3 separate regions of the Homo sapiens genome follow, and all the other regions are linked to region 1. A link is a loop called in an ENCODE intact Hi-C map of the cell type or tissue named here. Cell type or tissue: B cell. All regions are shown on one strand. Each heading gives the region's core, and the rest is flanking DNA. Links, peaks and the distances in the headings are about the cores only. Region 1 has its middle 26 kb from the start of MDM1. Region 2 holds the start of LINC02384 (long intergenic non-protein coding RNA 2384). Region 3 overlaps RAP1B (RAP1B, member of RAS oncogene family).

The links. A loop is a pair of places that touch in the nucleus more often than their neighbours do. Peaks named below come from ENCODE experiments on the same cell type or tissue, not always from the same donor. Only the 100,000 strongest peaks of a DNase experiment are listed, where the experiment ranks them.
Region 2: it touches region 1 in a loop (5-fold over the local background); 20 of 110 quality-filtered maps call a loop at or near these places.
Region 3: a loop joins it to region 1, with 7 times the contacts of the local background. A loop is called at or near these places in 4 of 110 quality-filtered maps.

The regions. Positions count from the first base shown.
Region 1 is chr12:68,354,594-68,361,434 of GRCh38, reverse strand. No RefSeq gene overlaps it. Among named protein-coding and RNA genes, the nearest start is that of MDM1, 26 kb to the right of the region's middle. RefSeq lists an enhancer at 2,660-3,171. In B cell, for the core only: a CTCF peak has its summit at 2,430 (motif pointing left); DNase peaks (open chromatin) are centred at 2,084 and 2,364; H3K4me3 peaks cover 392 bases; H3K27ac peaks cover 2,378 bases.
Region 2 is chr12:68,447,752-68,454,592 of GRCh38, reverse strand. LINC02384 (long intergenic non-protein coding RNA 2384) reads left to right here and starts at 3,109. Exons shown (of 4, transcript NR_120458.1): 1 at 3,109-3,226. RefSeq lists enhancers at 2,721-2,860, 2,921-3,250. In B cell, for the core only: no CTCF peak of the experiment used is centred there; DNase peaks (open chromatin) are centred at 3,052 and 3,832; H3K4me3 peaks cover 1,619 bases; H3K27ac peaks cover 3,273 bases.
Region 3 is chr12:68,630,554-68,637,394 of GRCh38, reverse strand. The region is part of intron 1 of RAP1B (RAP1B, member of RAS oncogene family); the gene reads right to left. Among named protein-coding and RNA genes, the nearest start is that of SNORA70G, 6.6 kb to the right of the region's middle. RefSeq lists an enhancer at 824-943. In B cell, for the core only: no CTCF peak of the experiment used is centred there; a DNase peak (open chromatin) is centred at 3,074; H3K4me3 peaks cover 738 bases; H3K27ac peaks cover 3,812 bases.

The DNA of each region.
Region 1 (6,841 bases), core at 539-5,538:
TCTGCTATATCTGTTTGGTTCATCCGTATATCTCTGGTTGTTACCCCAGAGACCAGACCATACAGCCCAAAATTTATGGTCAATAATTATATATTGATTGAGTAGATCTATTTTAGTCAGTGACTGATTTAATCTGTTTTAGCAGTTTTTAGAAAATGATCGGCATTTGCTTGATACATCTTTATTGTGAATTAACAAGACATATAATTTGACATGTCTAGATAATAGAGCATCTTCATGAATTCTAATGTATTGGTACAATAATTTTAAACCACTGGTACAGAAGCTGCCTCTCTGAATATTCTTCACTGACTGGAGGGAACTCTTTGGAAAATATGTGCCATCTGAGTTTAAATAAGAATGGGTTAAGAAACAAAAAAACAAGATTAAAAATATGTCAGAATACACATGCAAATTGGTGCAGTTATTGAAAGTTGCTAGTTGGGAGGCTACATATTTTAAAAATTGCCTCCTTAGGTTTACAAGCCACATATTACTGTGGCTGCTGCCACTTCTACTATTATTGCTGTTGCCACTACTAACATTATTACTATTTATTTGGCATTTGCCCCTATACAGTACCGTGTATACTTACTTACCACGTATACTTACAGTACCATGTAAGTATTTTGTATGCATTATGTCATTTAATCTCGTAGCAACATTATCAGGTAGGTATTATTATCATTTGCATTTTATAGATGAGAGAACCGAGGCAAATAATGATTTCATAACTTGCTTATGTTCACAGAGCTAATAAAATGGTGGAAGAAGGATTGTGGCCCAGTGTGATACTAGAGCACATACTTCTGAGTCGTGCTTCAGTTTTGACCAAAAATGGAACATTCTTATTGATCATCCTTTCTGTTTGCCAAATTTAGCTCCAAATGACTTTTTCAAAATTTTATATTTTTTATTGAGATGGGGTCCCACTGTATTGCCCAGGCTGGTGTTGAACTTCTGGCTTCAAGCAATCCTTCCACTTCAGCCTCCCAAAGTGCTGGGATTACAGGTGTGAGCCACCGCACCAGGCCAGTGCCTTTTTTTTTTTTTTTTTTTTTTTTTTGTGGAGATAGGGTCTCGCTATGTTGCCAAGGCTGATCTTGAACTCCTGGCTTCGAGCTATCTCCTGCCTTTACTTCCCATAGTGTTGGGATTAAAGGGGTGAGCCACTACACCCAGCCAACTTTTGACTCTTTCAACAAATGAAATCCACTTTCAGAAAGAATGCTGTTGTGTTAGCACTGGGTTTTCAAAAGATATGTGTCAATTTTAAAAGAGGAGCTTCCAAAATGGTTTGCATTATTAAAATGGGTGAATACTTTGAAAGGGATAATAACTCATTTGTGTGTCTATACATGTGTGTTTGCTTAAAAAAATCTGCCCTTGTATTTATTGTCACATCTCATATATTTAATTTATTTAAATATAGGACAATACAGGGAATTTCCTGTTAGAGTTACATAGTTGGAAAATACCAAATTGTCTGTATTTCTTCACATTTCATCACTAGGCATCCAGATAGTCCTAGGCAAATCTATGAATTATGCAAAATGTGTCTTGCCACATCCCTTTCTTTCAGCACTTCCCTTTAATTATTTCTCCATCTACACTCTCCTCTCCTCATTCAAAAATGCCAAGAGCTTGGTGACCCTCTGCAGCCATATGCAGAGTCCTCAAGTTCAAGGCCCTACCCTGTCCTGTCCTTTCTGGGTACTCCTTTCATGTGCTCTAAAATCATTCCTCTTTTTAGCCATTCAACTAAAATTTTATTCTTGTAGAATAACCAATGACATGTAACGTTCCGGAGAAAAGACAGCAGAGAAAAGTAATCCACATTAAGGTGTAAATGACTAACAGCTCTAGCTTAATATAGAGATCCTGACAGTGGCAGTGATATTTAGAAAGAGAAGATTATTAGGTCAAAAGAAGTATATTCTTTCTGGCCTGGGTCCCATTCTTGTCCTTTCTCGACCATAATAGATCCTGTGTGGGGAATTTCTTGTCCTACTTCAGCTCATGCAAATCTTGTATCTGTGGTTGTACATTATTCTTTGATGACATCAGAGACCTACTTCTGCTTTTGGCATATGATAGGGGACACTTGTTTATTTTGGTTGGGAAAGGAGGAGATTGTTATAGGCACTGATAGGGGTATGGGGGCCATGTTTCCCAGGGGGATTCCAGGATGTGTCCATGAGAAACGCATTTAATATATTATTTGGGAAAGGAGTGTTTGTTATTGTTACAGTGGTTTTGCTTGATGATTTTTGTTTTTAACAGTGAGAAACTGAAAATCTTCTATGATCATCTTGTTGCCTCTAGCAGTGCTTTTGACTTATAGAGTGTGTGTGATTCCCTGAGATACCAACTTTTCTGCCAGTTTCAAAGTTTAATAGTATTTGGGGCATGCCACCTAGCGGTGATAGCTTTTGGTTTCTTGCTCATTGGAGGAGAATAAATCAAAACCCTAGTAAATCAGTCTCCTAGACTTGAAAGCCACATGGGAGGCCATCTAGGTCATCTGTTAGCTTTTGCGTAAGCAGGCAAGTAAATCACCCTTTCTGTGGATCTGAGACAGAAAAATCAGGGCATCTAAAGCCCCCTGGGCTCAGAATTCCTCCGGCTCCCAGTTCCCCCAGTGAACTTTGAATGTTTGTGGCCTGCATGGCTGAGACGCGACCCTGTATCTCCGCAGGCATTTTGGCAATCCCAGCAACAAACGCATGGAAGACAAGGCTCCTCTGACTCTGAGCCCTGACTTACCTCGTCCTCACTCTGACCTGTTTTCTCCCTCTCCCTTCCCCCACTCTTGGCTTCTCCTTACCCTCTCCACACTCCCCACTGCTTTTAGTGCCTTCCTTCCATTGTCATGCTTGATGGACCCACCATACAATACTTTTTTTTTTTTTTTTGCCATAGCTCCTTTTAAAATTTCTATTTTAACTTTCTGTCCCTAAATAGAAAAGGATAAATGCTTAGTACAGAAAAGTTTGGTAAAAACCCTTTTTGTGTCTGTGTGTGTGTGTGTATGTGTTGAGTGTTTTTTAAAAAACAAAAATAATATAAAATACTATTCACTTAGTAATAGATCATGAGCATTTTCCCCATGTTAATAATGTTCTACTCTAGGATTTTAGTAACTGCATCACAGGATATACCAGAATTTACTTCATTACTGTTAAATTCTAGGAAAGTGAGAATGATAGGAAATATTTTTAATTCACAGTCACGTTCAGGTCACACTTTATTGAACATTGATTGTGTGTTATGCTCCTGTATAAGCCATTTTTACATTCATAAGTACTTTTAACTTTCATAAGATCTCTGTAAAGGCCGGGAGCAGTGGCTCATGCCTGTAATCCCAGCACTTTGGGAGGCCAAGGCAGGCAGATCACCTGAGGTTGGGAGTTCAAGACCAGCCTGACTAACATGGAAAAACCCCCGTCTCTACTAAAAATACAAAATTAGCCAGGTGTGTTGGTGCATGCCTGTAATCCCAGCTACTTGGGAGGCTGAGGCAGGAGAATCACTTGAACCTGGGAGACAGAGGTTGCAGTGAGCTGAAATTGTGCCATTGCACTGCAGCCTAGGCAACGAGCGAAACTTGTCTCAAAAAAAAATTTTCTATGAGGTAGGCATTGTGATGCCATTTTACAGAAGAAACTTGAGGATCTGAGAAGCAGCTTACCCAAGATCACATGGTTTGGAAGGAGGAAACACAGTAAAATTTTGTTCTCTGGATTTATAGTCCCTCAGCCACTTCCTGAGGTCCCAATAGATACTGAATGTGAACATAGCTTTTCTGAGCATTCTTGCTCTTTGTCTTCAAGATGGGAACAGAGAGAGACCCTTGAAAGGAGATTAGTGTTAAAAGGCTTTAGAGTCAAGTTGGGGATTGCAAAATAGGGTATGAGAAAGTGGAAGGAGAGCTACCTAGATAGGGAAGCCTGCGTTTTCATAGCCTCAGGAATAACTCTTGCTAAATGCTCTATATACATTATCCAATTTTATCCTCACAGCAACCCTGGGAAATACATACAAATATAATTTTACTTTACAGATGGAGAAAACTAAGATCAGAGAAGTAGTTGGTCTAAGGTCACTTTGCTGGCAGGTGTCAGAGGCAGGATTAGAACCCAGCTTGTCCGATTCCAAAACTTCTTCAACTGTAATATGAATTTCCTCTCCAGGTTAATGAGTGTCCTAATCATTCTAAGAATGAGTAGTAATAAGAATTTTATAGTGATATAGTCATAGGCCCCATCCCTGGTTTTGAGGGTGTGTTTGAAGGGGGGTTAATGGAACAGATGAATGAAGTAGGGGGAAGAGGGGGGAAGAAGAGTAAAGTGAAACAAAGCCCAGAAAAAAAATTAAAAAGCCTGAAAGAATGCCAGTTGCAATAAAAGCAACCCATGGGGAAGACAGACAGGTAATCTTTGATGCAAAACATTTGGAAAACAATGCTCAGCTGTTGAAAAGGCTGAAATTTCTGTTTTCTCATGTTTTATAATTAAGAAGAAATCTAAGAACACTTGTTAGAAAGTTTTTTCTCCAGTGGTCCAACGTACATTTCCCAAAAATGGTTAGCTCAAAAAACTCATCATATTACTTAGCATAAGCACCAGTGAAATAGTCTTTATGTCAATTATCCCACAAGTTTATAGTGCAGGGTGAGAGATTAGCAGCAATATACTTTTTCAGGCATTGTGGCCATTTCAATTGTTTCTGATTTTTTGATCTCTAAAATAGGTAATACTCCCTAATTCATAGGTGTTGTGAAAATTAATGAGTAAATACTAAGAGCTTTGGGAGGGATTTAAAAGGGAGATGTTAGTGTATGCTATTATTATATCCTCATTTCTATTCTGAAGTCATAATGCTCTGATAGTGACACTGTCATCATCACCATGGAAACCCATGATATATGTCACTTTTTTCTCTGGGGCCTTTCTCCATCCTCCAGGCAGTTCCAGATGCTGCCACAAAAATGCTTAGCTCCCTTTTCTGGTCATCTTTAAGTTCCCTCACTGGTTTGTAAATGCCTTTACTACTAAGCTTTTCCTTGAATATGTCCCTGTCCCTTCACCTACATCTTTCTTCTCTTTTATTATCCTGTATTCATTCCTGTGATTCTGGACACATAGCTTTCCATTCATTTGTTCTCTTTTACCTTGCTCTTCCTTTCCTCCTGTGTTTGGGATAATCTTTGTTGATTCAACAAGTTGTTCTTTATCCCTATTAATGTCTACATGGAGAAGCCAAGGCAACTTGATGTTATCAACTTTATTACTGAAGTTTCAACATCTATGTAGTGTTTTGCTTCAGTTATTAAGAAGTTGGCTGGACACAGTGGCTCCCACCTATAATCCCAACACTTTGGGAGGCCTAGGCAGGAGGACCACTTGAGGCCAGGAGCTCAAGACCAGCCTGGGCAACATAGCAACACCCTGTCTCACAAATTTTTTTTTTTTTTAAATCAGCTGGGCAAGGTAGTGCATGCCTGTAGTCCTAGCTACTTGAGAGGCTCAAGCAGGAGGGTCACTTGAGCTCATGATTTTGAGGATACAGTGAGCTATGACTGTCACTGCACTCCAGCCTGGGTAACAGAGGAAGACTGTCAAAAAAAAAAAAAAAGAAAGAAAGAAAGAAAAAGAAAAGCAAGCAAGCAAGAAGTCACCATAAGTAGATTGCTCTAATCCCTGAGGATGAGTGAAATCAAATCAATAATACTAGTTACCCATCTATGAGGAATCAGGTGGATATTATGCCAGGTTGTTTCTAGTAGTTAACAGTTTGTAAATGAATTCAATCAGATTTTTAAAACTCTGATATTCTTCATTCTTTTGAGAGATATTTGGCACATAAAGACAAGATATCTTTATTACAACACTTAATCGGAAGAAATGAAGCATATTAATTCTCTAATGAATATTTTTAATAAGTTTTCCATGTTACCAGTAGTGTAGTGTTCAGTTATCAAAAGAACATAATGAGATCTCACGCTGTGTAACAGAAAGTAGTACTATCTTGCCTAGAAGAGAACATTCAGACATTTGTTTATAGCTGTCAGTGGTCATTTCTGCAGTGTTGAATTGTCTCTCCCTTTTCCTCCCCTACTTTTGAGTCACTTAAAATGAAAAATGGGAAAAAAAGCATGCTCTAATTTAATGGTTTCCCCATCCTTCAAATGCTCTCCTTTTAAACATTTTCTCTGACATTAGTTTCTCTTTCCTAGCAGGAGGCTGAGTGTTTAAGCTCCTGACATATTCCCGCCGAGTGGCTGTGAGTGTGAGAAGCACTGCAGTACAGTAGGAGTGACTAGTTAAGCCTCTTGGACAGGGAGAAAGAACTGGGAGTGTGGCTGTGAAGTGGGTACCCTGGGTACAAGTATCCCTGTCTTTAGAATCTGTGTACCTAGTGTGGCTCTAACTCCAGTTAAGGGCCCAGTTAAAGTGGGCCTGGATGTCTCATGAAGTCCTGGATGGCCCCCAGTTCAGAGGACCCAGTACTGAAGGTGCCACCTTTACTTAGCTCCTGATCTGGGCTGGATGTGAAGGCCTCTGAGCTGACTTCTGACTCTGGCTCACCTCCCGATGCTTATATGCCCCTCCCTGCCCTTGCCAAATGATCTCCCTCTCCCTGCAGGTTCTCACACCAAATACAAACCTGAAGATGAAATAAGTCATTGCTGTGCACTGCTGAACCCCAGCCTATGCAGGTGACAGATGACTGATGCCAGCCCAGCTAAAGCCTCACTTCATTCTTGTGATTTTGTGGGCACAAAAGAACTTGAATGAGTTGAACCTAAAGTTAAAACTAAACCAGAAGACAGTAAGCC
Region 2 (6,841 bases), core at 1,117-6,116, 93 kb before region 1:
AGACTTCATAAGATTGAAGAACCAAGTATATTCCTGTAGGTTTATCCTATTTATTTATCAGCTATGTGACTTAGCTCAAGTCTGAGAAGCTTAAAAGGCATTTACTGAAAGTGAAAATAAATTAGATGGCAGGTTTGAACTTAAAGAAGAATTAAAAATATGTCCCACAGCAGTGCCATGCATTTATTTCTTCAGGCTTCTTAAAGACATTGATTGGTAATAGATGCATCCGCGCTCATTGGTGTGGGAAGCCCTGGGGGAATGGCTAGAAGACTCCTTCATTTTCTTTTGTGTAGGTTTGCATTTCTTCTGTATTTGAAAGTCGTGATACTGAAGAAATTCAAAAATCCCCAGGAGATTCCATGTCCACATAACAAATGTAAACTTATCTTTACTTTAATGTGTTCACTTCTCATAACTCCTTGACTGGAACCCTTCACTTCATCCAGTCTGAGAGTCTGTAAGTTTCTGCCGCAGGCATGCACATTCCTGACACCACGCTTTTGCTTGGCTGTGCCTCCTGCCCAGAATGCTGTCTATTCTCTTACGCACATCCTCTCTGTATCCCATTTTTGTCCTATTTCTTCCTGATTCAGAGAGGGTGGTGATTGGTGGATATGGCTAACATTTATTAAGTATATCTCATGCTTTACATACTGTGGTGGCAATTTATGTGCATTGTTTAATGATACCCCCGTTTTACAGGTAGGGAAAGAGAGGCTTACAGAATGTCACTGGGCTCACACTAGTAAGTGGCACAAAGCCAGAATATAAATCTAGGTCTTTCTGGTCATTTCTGGACTTAATCTTATAGTGTCTTGAATTGTTTCTTAGCTATTGCATCTACTAAGGCCTTATTTCTCTAACCAGATTGTCAGTGGCTAGAGGCAAGGAGCTTACTTATCTTTTAGTCTGCATAGAGCAGGCCCTCAATAGTGATAGCCTTCTATTGAAGTGAAAAATAACATGTAAAACGTTAAAGGATTTTTATTATTTGGTTAAACACTGGAAGAAAGAAACAAATCACAGGAAACTAATTTCTCAAAATTACTGCATGAACACAAGACACTGTGGTTCTTAGTGTGATCAGCACCACTCACATGGGTGTCTGGAAATGTGGGGGCAGTCCTTAGGTTGTCAGGATTCTGAAGGTATCATGCAGTTATAGTGTGTGGTAGACAGGGACGTCAAACACCTTGCAGAAAGTAGGACCGTTCTGCACCCTGCAGGGGCCCAATAAGGGAAGCAGCACCTGGAAAACATGGACCCAGATGCCAGATTGAGTTCCAACTTGCCTCCACCTTTTACTAACTGAGTAAATCTTTCTCATGTTAACTATGTGCCCTCTCCACTCCTGGCACATGGTTAGTGCCCAAAAGCATCAGCTCATAATTACTATCCTCTAGAAAAGTGTCCCCCATGGCAAGACATGATCTTTGCGGAGTGAGAGAACTTACTAGACTAACAGTAACAGTGTAAAAATCAAGGTGTAATGAACATACAGAGTGGAATAATAGATATTGGAAACTCCAAAAGATAAGAGGGTGGGGTGGGAGTGGGGATGAGGGATGAGAAATTACCTGTTGGGTGCAATGTACAGTATTTGGGTGATGGGTACACAAAGAGCCCAGACTTCACCACTACACAATATATCCATGTAACAAAACTGTACTTGTATTCCCTAAGTCTAAAAAAAGAAACCAAAACTAAAAAAAAAAAAAAAAAAAAGAGAATCAAGGTGTGTCCCAAAACAGTGCTTCTCAAACCTTAATGTGCTTACACATCTCCTAGAAATCTTGTTAAAATGCAGATTCTGATTCGAGGGGGGGCTAGGATGGGACCAGAGTGTCTGCATTTCTGATAAGCTCATGATCCCAGAGCTGCTGTTGGGTACCAAAGTTCTAAAGTACCTTGAGGGAGAAGCCAACTTAATAAGTGAAATAATGAAGCATTTATTACATATCTACTATATAACTTAAATGACAAAAATAGAGTAATGGAGGTTGGATATAAGGAGTATAGAATTTGATTTCTTCACAGAAGGAGCTTCCATCTGCTTTGCCACTTTTATCTGAGAGACAAAGAGAGAGAGCACACAGATTTTCCATAGATAACTATATTTTTCAAGGGAAAAAGGCAGAGAGGTATTTCTTATGTGTGTTTCCTCACACAAAAAGGCCATTTTGGGTCCCCAAATAATTTTAGAGGAGGTATTATAACTAAATAAAGGAAAAACTTGGCAGCCATTCTTGGATGCAGGGTGTAAGCCTTGCATATCTCAGAACTAGTACGAATGGTGTGCATTTGGGTGTTTCTCTGTGTGTGCAGTTTTACATGTCTGTGTATGAGCTGGAAAGTGTATTGGGCCATTGCCAGGGAATTGATTTCTTAAACATCACTAGAGAAGAGGGATATTTTCCCTGATAAAGATTAAAGCGTTAAGTTAAGGGGCAGGAATTCCTAAGGCAGCCTTGACTAGGAACTTTGCATATTACAGGCAGTCGATGTTATTTGAACGTATTCATTGAGAGAAGAGACTACTCATTATCCACTTAAAATACTTCCTGGCTGCAGCATGGTGTTGTACGGAAGCCAAAGCAATTGGCTTTGCATTTGGCCAGCTGATTTAGCAAGAAATTTCGCAAATGATGCAGTCCTTACAGATGGTGCTGTTGGGTTTTTTAGAATGTTTTAAAACACTGATGGATTTGACCATGAACTGAATTTCCAGTCTCTTAGATTCACCTCCAGCCACCCCTTGACGATCTCCAAGGCAACTGGAGACAAGGAGCAGACCTTTTCTGCAAACTTATGATGAATGATTTCCTTTAAAAACTACTCGCATAATAAAAATGTTTTGGTGTAAACTTGGCCAAGGGGAACTCTTGAAACTTTCAGTTTCTTTGCCTAACTCTGAGTTGCTTGAGTCACATTTTTGCATGGTTCTTGATTGACTTTCTGGTGCTCTGCCTGGAGGTCTTTGCTTATCTGTGAGTTGCCTGAGTCACATTTTTACATGGTTCTGGTGCTCTGCCTGCAGGTCAAGAAGGAGCCAGTATCTCCAGGAGGAGTGAGAGAGTGCTCTGCCAGTGTGAAGTGTGAATCCTTGAGAGGCTGTGGCAAGGGTCCATGCCTGAATGTGTAGAACAAGAACAGCTGGAGGCTGTGGCTTTCTCCAGGAAGAGGTTTCTAAATCTGCCTCTTAGAAGATATCAGAAAGTTAAAGGTACTGTACCATCTTCACAGGCCGAATTCTTACTCAGATCTTTACAACAGGGACTGGTCCTGATCTTTGCTGTTGATTGCTTTCTTGTTTTCTTGGTTTCTATTTGAATCGTCACCTTTTATTCGTCTTCCTTGGTGCCTTTTGGTTGTGCTTATTTCGGCTTTATGTAAGCAGCATCTCTGGATGCATAAATGAGGCAGATAAAATTCCCCAGGGTGACTGATCTGCCCTTCATCTATTTTGAGCACTGCAGAGAAGTTACCATGGCCCACAGCATAACTCAATCACTGTAAGCCAGTGAGCACATTCTGAGTTTTTTTTTTTTTAAATAACCTTTCCTGGAGGCATTTGGCATAAGCTAAGCTTAAAGGCACATGATTCAATCATTGATTATTCAAGACATGTCATACTTAGGCTTTTCTAATAACCATATTGTCACTGTCAACTAGATATTGAGCTCTGGTTTCTAATTTTGCACTGGAAGCTGTACAAAGTCTATTGTGTTCTGTGTGTGTGTGTGTGTGGCTCTGGCAATGCAGAAATGGCAACAAGGAAGTATCTAGCACCCATGAAAAGACTGAAGAACACCAATTTGCTTTCTCTCAGTCAAGCCATCTTTCTTAAGACAACCCTTGTCCTGTAGCTTGAACTGTTTAATCCTTGTATATCTTCCATCCCTTCCACCCTTAGGGAACCTCCATAAGGTGAGGACAATGTGTCTTTTTTACCACCTGCTATTGTCTAAATGTTAGTGTCCCCCTCAAATTCATATGTTGGAACTAATACCCAATGTGATAGTATGAAGAGGTGAGTCCTTTTGGGAAGTGATTAAGTCATGGATCAGTGCCTGTGTTAGTCAGGGTTCTCTAGAGGGACAGAACTAATAGGATATATATATATAAAACAAACTCATATATATATATATATATATATATATATATATATATGAGTTTGTTAAGGATATGTAATAGGATATATATATATATATAAAAAACACATTCATATATATATATAAAACACATTCATATATATATATATAAAACACATTCATATATATATATATATATATATATATATATATATATATATGAGTTTGTTAAGTAGTATTAACTTATACGATCATGAGGTCCCATACCAGGCTGTCTGCAAGCTGAGGAACGAGGAAGCCAGTCCAAGTGCCAAAGCTGAAGAACTTGGAATTCAATGTTCAAAGGCAGGAAACATCCAGCAGTGGAGAAAGATTTAGGCTGGGAGGCTAGGTCAGTCTAGCCTTTTCACATTTTTCTGCCTGCTTTATATTCTGGCCACACTGGCAGCTGATTAGATGGTGCCCACCCAGATTAAGGGTGGGTCTACCTTTCCCAGCCCACTGACTCAAATGTTAATCTCCTTTGGCAACACCCTCACAGACACACCCAGGATTAATCCTTTGCATCCTTCAATCCAATCAAATTGACACTCAGTATTAACCATCACAGTGCCCTCTTAAAAGAGGTGCCTTGCCCTTACTGCCATTTGGTAATATAACAAGAAGGCACCAGTTTTGAAGCATAGAGCAAGTCCAGACACCAAGTCTGCTGTTACCTTGATCCTAGACTTTCCACTCTCCAGAACTGTAAGCAATACATTTCTGTTATTTATAAATTACCCATTTAAGGTATTTTGTTATAGTAGCCTGAACAGACTAAGATATCACCATACCTCTGTAGTTTAGCACAGGGCTTAAGCTTAAGGCAGCATTTATTCATTGGTTCATTGATTTATCAGTTCATTTAACAAGCGTTTATTGGTAAACACCAACATTCCAGCTTGTCTTGGAATGAAGTTTCCCCATCTTTGATAGGAATACATGCTTATCACTTCCATGTTTGCTCTGAGAGCTCCCCTATACCTCCTCTACTTCTTGGAAGCATGCTCCTCTAAGGTTGTTAGCTCTGCCCTCCTATCCAGATTTGTTCTTTTCCTTTGCATCTGCAGAATCAGCACTATTTCTATAACAAAGTGGTTCCCCTTACTTCTGAATATCACTGGTTTCTTTTATTAATTTCTTTCATTCAAGGTTAAAGAGGTAGTTATATGATGTGACCTGTGATGGTTTCGTGGTGTGTCTGCTTTGGCTTGGATAAATCACATCCCCCAGAGCTCCTTTTCTAGTATGTTTCTGACTAGGGTGGTCTACAAGGGAGAGTCTCTTGCAAAAATTGGAAGATGGAAGTGAGGCAGCAGCTATTTTGTAGCACGCACGTACCTTCTCCTAATTATTGAAACACTAATCTAGGTGCTGCTGTGAAGGGATTTTGCAGCTGTAAAGTCCCTAATCAGTTGACTTTAAATTAGTCAAAAGAGATATTATTCTATGTGACTTAATCAGTTAAAAGCTTTTTAAAAGAGAGTCTAGACCAGGGGTGTCTAAGGGAGAGAGTACAGTCATGGGTTCTTAGTTTCTGTTTCTCATTGGGCCAGAAAAGCCCCTTCCTCATCCCTCTTTTCTGCTTATTACTAGAGACGGAAACTAAAAACTATGGCTTCAGGTTGCTAAAAGCCTAAAACAAAAACAAACAGAACAACAACTACAAAATAAAGTGGTTTGGATAAGCTTGATCTATACTCTCCCTGAGGTCGGAGATTCCAAGTAGTAGAGCAGAAGGAAAGTTGTAGAACTTTTCTACGTTTTGGGACAAAAACACTCATGTTGTTGCTGATCTGCTGATTTGCCTTGTTGGTGTGAAGCAGCAGCTAGTTTATAATTCCTTTACTTTTCAGATGTATCTACTTCCAATTTCACTGACTCTTGGGTTAAGTGTATGTGTACAGCTCCATGACAAAGAGCCCTGACTTCTGCATGACATCCTCATCACTGAGCTCATCCTTGTGGTAGTCTAGCCTGCTTATGGCTTTCCCTTTCTGATTACCTGCCTTGTGGATGTCAGGCCTGCTTAGCCAGCTCCTACAGTTGTGTAAGATAATTCTTTGTAAAAAATAAATGGATATATTAAAAAACAAAAACAAACAAACAAAAATTTTCTGCTGGTTCTGTTTTTCATGTCAAACCCTGACTGATACATAAACTGAAGAAGCAATTGTTGCCTTATATATCATTCAGTTGGACGGTTTGGAACCCAGATGTCCACCAGCATTCATTCAATTATTCATAACTGTACCATAGTTGACAATATAGCAATAAACAAAGCAGATATGGACCCTGCCCTTGGAGAGTAGATTCTAGCAGGAAACAGATGTTATTTAATATTTATAGGATAATACATTAGCATAGAGTTGTCAGAAGGTGTAACTAGGAGACCCTGCCTGAACTTAGGTGTCAGAGAAGAGAAGTAAGGGCCTGGAAGAAAGAGTGAGGGCCTGACAACAAATGAAAGTAATTCAGGAGGTTCTGCAAAGTTGTCGTTCATGGCAGTAGAAGGGATGAGGCTTGGGAGATAAACTGTAGAGGGCTATGCAAGCCAAGATAAGGATGTCTGACTTTACCCTAAGGGACAAATACTTTTATTTAAAAACCTTCATGTTTTGGAATCCTATATAGTTATTTTATAATGTCACAATGTGGTTATATTTTGAACCTTTGAAGATCCCATGGTGTTAGTGTGTTTGATCAGC
Region 3 (6,841 bases), core at 927-5,926, 280 kb before region 1:
AACTCCTGACCTAAGGTGATCCACCCGCCTGGGCCTCCCAAAGTGCTGGGATTACAGGCGTGAGCCACTGCACTCGGCCTCTAGGCTGGTGTCTTAATCTGTGAAATACGGACAACAATACTGACTGTACCGAGTTGATGGACAGATTAAGAATGTACACTGTTTATTAAAGATTTACATGTTAGTTATTACCATCATCAAGCAGCTGCAGGGTAGTACTTATTTTGGTACCCACTATTTGGTCTATAAATGTTTGCTGAATAAAGACTAATAATTCATTTCCAGCAAATGACAGAAGTATATAGACTTTTAAAAGAAGAGTAGTAAGTTATCTTTTTATAGGTAAATTGCCATTTAAGTTCACATCAATTATTGACAGATGCCATGAATCCCAACTGAAGATGAAATACACAAATCTTGGCATTAAAAAAAGTAGGGACAGGCCGGGTGTGGTGGCTCATGCCTGGAATCTCAGCACATTGGGAGGCTGAGGTGGGTGGATCACCTGAGGTCAGGAGTTCGAGATGAGCCTGGCCAACATGGTGAAACCCCATCGCTACTAAAAATACAAAAATTAGCTGGGCATGATGGTGCACACCTGTAATCCCAGCTACTCCGGAGGCTGAGGCAGGAGAATTGCTTGAACAGAGACTCCGTCTCAAAAAAAAACAGCAGGGATAGGCATGGTGGCTCACACCTACCTGTACAATCCCAGCATTTTGGGAGGCTGAGGTGGGAAGACTGCTCAAGACTATTCTGGACAACACAGCAAAACCACACTTCTACAAAAAATTTATAAAGTAGCTGGGTGTGGTGGTACATGCCTAGAGTCCCAGCTGCTCAAAAGAATGAGGTAGGAGGATCACTTAAGCCCACGAATTGGAGGTTACAGTGAGCTATGACTGCATTACTGCACTCTATCATGGGTGACGCAAGAACTTGTTTCTAAAACAAACAAACAACAAAAAAACAGTGCTTATACTTGCCTTCTAGGAATCACAGTCCAGTAAAAATGCCCTGCAGCAGAAACTCTAGTGTTAAAACCAACTTCTGGGTTCCAGAGACAATTGCTCATAACTTTGTAACCTGATTTCTTTCTTAAATCTCATTAATAAATGAAGAAGTAGCTTATAAGAATCAAATCCTTGAAAAGCAATAAGCAACATTTAAAAAGCATAATTTCTGTCCCTTAAAATATGCCAAAAAAAATAGCTGACTGTCATGGCTCATGCCTGTAATACCAGGACTTTGGGAGGCCAAGGCGGGCAGATCACTTGAGGTCAGGAGTTTGCGACCAGCCTGGCCAATATGGTGAAGCCCCATCTCTACTAAAAATACAAAAAAAAAAAATACTCGAATGTGGTGGCGGGCGCTTGTAGTCCCAGATACTCAGGAAGCTGAGGCAGGAGAATCGCTTGAATCCAGGAGGCGGAATTTGCAGTAAGTAGAGATTTTGCCACTGCACTCAAGCCTGGGCTACAGAGCAAGACTTCGTAACAAAAAAAAAATTTCATGGGTATAACCAAAATGGAAATTTTGCAAAAGCAGTTCTCCAATCTCAAGTTGTTTAACTACTACACTCACCCCCTAACCCCAGTTTGAAATTCTGTGACCCTAAATTATAAAAACAGGCCTAAGTAGGCCAGGCACGCTGGCTCATGCCTGTAATCCCAGCACTTTGGGAGGCCGAGGCGGGTGGATTGCTTGAGGTCAGGAGTTCGAGACCAGCCTGGCCAATATGGTGAAACCCCGTCTCTACCAAAATACAAAAATTGGCTGGGTGAGGTGGCGGGCGCCTGTAATCCCAGCTATTAGGGAGGCTAAGGCAGGAGAATTGCTTGTACCCAGGAGGCGGAGGTTGCAGTGAGCCGAGATCGCACCACTGCACTCCAGCCTGGGTGACAGAGTGACTCTGTCTCAAAAAAAGAGGCCTTAAATACTGGTTCCTGAAGTCAGGTAACATTACTTCTCCCACTGCACTTTCTGGAAGAGAAGATACTTGATTTCTCCTTTCCATCTCCAACTCCAAAAGTAATACTTTAACAGCTAAAGAGGGTAACTGTGTCCTTTTCTCATTCCCAAATAAAATCAACTAATTCAACTGTCAGAAGGACCTGTTATGAATCTGTTTAACACAATGACAGACTTTAAAAATTCTTTTTGAAGGAAAAAATAAGGGGCCCAAACACTGCCTCTCCTACCCTCTTTTAAAAATAAAACTTCTAACAAGGAACTATAAAATAAATAGAAAGCTGCTAAAATGAAGACTGCTTATCATATTTACTTTGAGTTGTCTGCCTCTCTCATAATGAGGACACATGGAAAATGTTTCCAATCTTACTCATTCTGCCAAGAAAGATCTCCTGTGAACAAGATTTCTAAATCTAGAAAGTGCAAAATTTGTAGATTATCAAACTGTGTATAGCATTTTCTCTATTCTGATCATATTTATAATACCTCAAGAAAGAAAAAAATTCCCTTGCCCTTTTCATGGATTAATACTGCTAGTAAATCAAGTTTTTTCAATTAATCACACCAACTTTCTCCCTGAAATATTCAACAACATATAATTTGACATGCAACGTAAGGTTAGCTTTTCCAGCTTTATTTCTATAGTTACCTTTTCAGTTCAGTATTTGATCATGTATGGTAGAATACAGAATAGAGGGTAACAATTTATCAACAATCTGACAAATGCAGAAGAACCAGTTTAATAGATTTCTCAGCCGAGTCAAGAGATAAGCAAAATAGTTAAGTGATTTTTTAAAAAAGGAGAGACCAACAATTCAAAAACAGGTAAAAAAAAAAATAATAATATAGGCTCAAGATCACCTTATTAGTTTCTATCAGATCTTTCCAAATAGGCTGTATTTGTGTAGAACTCCTCCCTGCTCCCAATTCTCTAGATGTGACTTAAAAAAATGTCCTTTTTTCCCTGTCATCTGAACTAGCAGTAAAATCTACAGGGATGCATACTGACTCAGTATAGGCTTTAGATCCCATTGTCTGGGTTGGAATCAGTTCTACTTGAGTGGCTTTGGTCTCGTTATTTTAAACTGTGTCTCATTTCCTCATTTGAAAATGGAAATAAAAGTATCTACTTCTTACAGTTCTTAAAGATTCAAATGAAATAACTTACCCTATGCAAAATGTGTAGCACAATGAGTAACACATAGGAAGTAGCCAGTAAATGTTAATTTGCTATTTTTTAAAATTATATCTATCTAGGTGTTTATAGTGCTTAAGACACCTAAAGGACTTCAATAGCATATTATTTTAATAGGTAGCTGTATACCTGGGAGTTGTCATGGATTCTTCTCTCTTCACTCCATTATCAAGTCTGATTCATTCTACCTTGGTATTTCTGGAATCAATTCCATTCTCTCTACTCCACTACCTTATACTGGGCCTTATTATTTCTTACACGGGAAGAGGAGGATACAAGAGGCAACGAGAAAACATTAATTTGCTTTACACCTCAATTTCAATGACCAGATTAGAGATGTTAAGTTTTTTTGTTTTTTTGAGACAGAGTCTTACTGTATTGCCCAGGCTGGAGTGCAGTGGCACGATCTCAGCTCACTGCAACCTCCACCTCCCAAGTTCAAGTGATTCTCCTGCCTCAACCTCCTGAGTAGCTGGGACTACGAGCACACGCCACCATGCCTGGCTAATTTTTGTATTTTTTAGTAGAGACGGGGTTTCACCACATTGGCCAGGCTGGTCTCAAACTCTTGACCTCAAGAGCCGCCTGCCTCGGCCTCCCAAAGTGCTGGGATTACAGGCTTGAGCCACCGCACCCAGCCGAGATATTAGTTTTAACTGTGACAGAGGTTATGTGGCCCAGAAATCTGAGGAAAAGCAAATGTGACAACTACATATTAAAGCCCAGAAGACACTCTGTTTTATAAATTAAAATGTTCACAGTGTTTGCGCTGTGTTAGCTCACAATGAAGCAGGGTCTACAGAATAAAGTGCTTGCTGTGGATGCAGAGAAGAGAACAATTGTCTATCTATAAAGAACTACCAGGCAAGGCTTCCTAAGTGGATACTTAAACCAGACCAGTGGATATATAAATCATTAGGGAATAGGGGAGTTCACTTGGAAAGTGAGGGCGCTCTGGGGAACGGGATGAGTATGATTGAAGTCATCAAGTCATGGGTGGTGGGGGGTTCAGTGGAGGTATGGGGGAATTTATTTTGTGATAATAAATCTCAACTTAGTTTTAAGGTTTTAGATGTAAGATGTCACCCAATGAACTCTGATGATGTTTTTCCCAGCTTATGAGAAATAGAAATAGGAACAGAAAAAAATACTGCACAAAACTGAAAACCTTTCTAACTTAGTGAGCTTCTCACAATAAAACACGCAGTGAATAGCTTGTATTGTACAATAAACCATAACATATAAAAATCGCCTGCCAACTGGGCATGATAGCTCACATCTATAGTCCCAGTTACTTCAGTCTTGCTTGAGTGGGAGGACTGCTTGGGGCCAGGAGTTCCAGACCAGCCTAGACAACATAGTGAGGCATCATCTCTAAAAAAATCATTAGCCCATACAGTGCCTATAATCTCTGGATTTGCTCCCATTTCCTCTTTATCTGAAGCCTTTTGTAAAAAGGAGAGTTAAGTATCTTATATCTTATTTTTAATTTCTCTAGCAATAGACACCACTGTTGTGGTCAAACCACTGCCACCATTTACTCCACATTCTTTTACAGGGTCTACTCTAAAAAAAAACTGTGTCTACTAACCATAAACCAAACCTACTGAAGAGTCCCTCTGCTTGTGAAAAGGACATCATTCTTTTTCAACTTTAGTCAAAATTTTCCCACATTTTGGCCTTTTTTATCATCTGAATCTGATCTTTACATTTCTACATATGAGTATAATCTTCCAAACATTTGCTTAAAAGGCACAAGTAATTTTGCTTTGTTAATTAAAAAAAATTTTTGTTTGGCTGGGCATAGTGGCTCATGCCTGTAATCCTAACACATTGGGAGGCTGAGGCAGGAGGATCACTTGAGGCCAGGAGTTTGAGACCAGCCTGGCCAACATGGCAAAACCCTGTCTCTAATAAAAATACAAAAGTTAGCCGGGTATGTTCACACACACCTGTAGTCCCAGCTACTCAGGAGACTGAGGCCCAAGAATTGAACCTGGGAGGCGGAGGTTGCAGTGAGCTGAGACCGTGGCTGCATTCCAGCCTGGGTGACAGCCAAACAGTCTGGAAAAAAAAAACAAACAAAAAAAAAAAAAAAACAAATCCAAAACCCAAAAAACTGTTTCCTTCATGTTCATTTTATGTGTTTATTCTTTAAAAAGAAAAAGAAAAAAAAAACCTGCAGTAAAGCACTGATATGCAAAAAAGATGGCTACATCATGAAGTGGAATCAGAGTGACCAACGGTCCAGGTTTAAGCACGGAAAGTCTCATGTCTGAGGAAACTCTCCATCCTGGGAAAACAAGAATGGTTGGCCATTTTAGGTGGAATATGTTCTGACAGGAATTTGCTTCTTATTTCATATTCTGAAAGATGGACAAAACATACCTGCTCTCAAAAAGCTTACAATTTTGTAGGAAAAGATGGAGACATAAAAATATGAAAAATATCATGAGATGTACAAAATACTATGGGAGTTCAGAAGGAGAGATCAGATTTATGAAGAGGGTGGCAAAAAAAAAAGTTACAATATTTCAACAGGAAAGAACATACCAGGGATAAGAAAAGTGAGAGCAAAGGCACAAAAGGCAGCATAACATGGGAACATTAATTAGACTATAGCGGAAAAAGCAGTCTGACTGGCTCACAGGGCACAAAGGAATAGGAAAATAAAAATAGCAGTAATCTTCAGTTAAGATTAAGGAGATCTCTGAGTATCAGTGAAGAGCTCTGACTCATTTAATAAGCAACAACAATAGACATTTTGAAGATAAACATGAATACTGAGAAAACTAAAGATACTTTTAAATTAACGAAAGAAGTTCTAACAGTAGAAGGCTGAACAATACATCTAGGCATGGTAAGCATTTCATTAAAATATGAGTAATATGTGGTAATTTTTTGGCGAAAAACAAAAAATGAGGTCAGAAATAGCATACCAAATGGAAGAAACTGCAAGAAAGTGACATAAGGATAGTTAAGAAACTGGTAATTTCAGCTTTATTCAATATTATATGGATATTAAGTATCTGCTATGTGCAGCCAGGGTAGGTATCATATGCAAACATTTTTGCTTCCCTATTTTTTATAACAGGATATTAATTTTGATACCATGGCATCTAATATCTAAGGCACATTGAAGTTACATTTAGTTATACCACTATCACAGAACATAGCACTTAGGGTATTTGCCTACAACCTCACATGTATTAACAAATAAAGCAGATGTATGGGGCAGACTCCATTTTTCCCTCAAAAAAGTACTTCGAATCTGCCAAAGTACATGAAAAAAAAAACAAATTCAGGCTGGATGCGGTGGTTGACACCTGTAATCCTTGGGCAACAAGGCGAAACCCCACCCCTACAAAAAAATACACAAAATTAGCCAGGCGTGGTGGCCTGCGCCTGTAGTTCCACCTACCCGGGAGGATGGGAGGTGAAAGGATCACCTGAGCCTGGGGAGGTTGAGGTTGCAGTGAGCTGTGACAGCGCCACTTCACTCTAGCCTGGGTGACAGAGTGAGAACCTGCCTTGAAAAAAACAAAAAAACAAAAACAAAAAAGACCCCAAAACCAAAAAAGCAAAAAGCCCCAAAACCATACTCAGTTAAGGGTTAAATACCTCATGACCTGGGGCCTACGTGTAATGATTATTGCTATATAATCAAAACTTAAC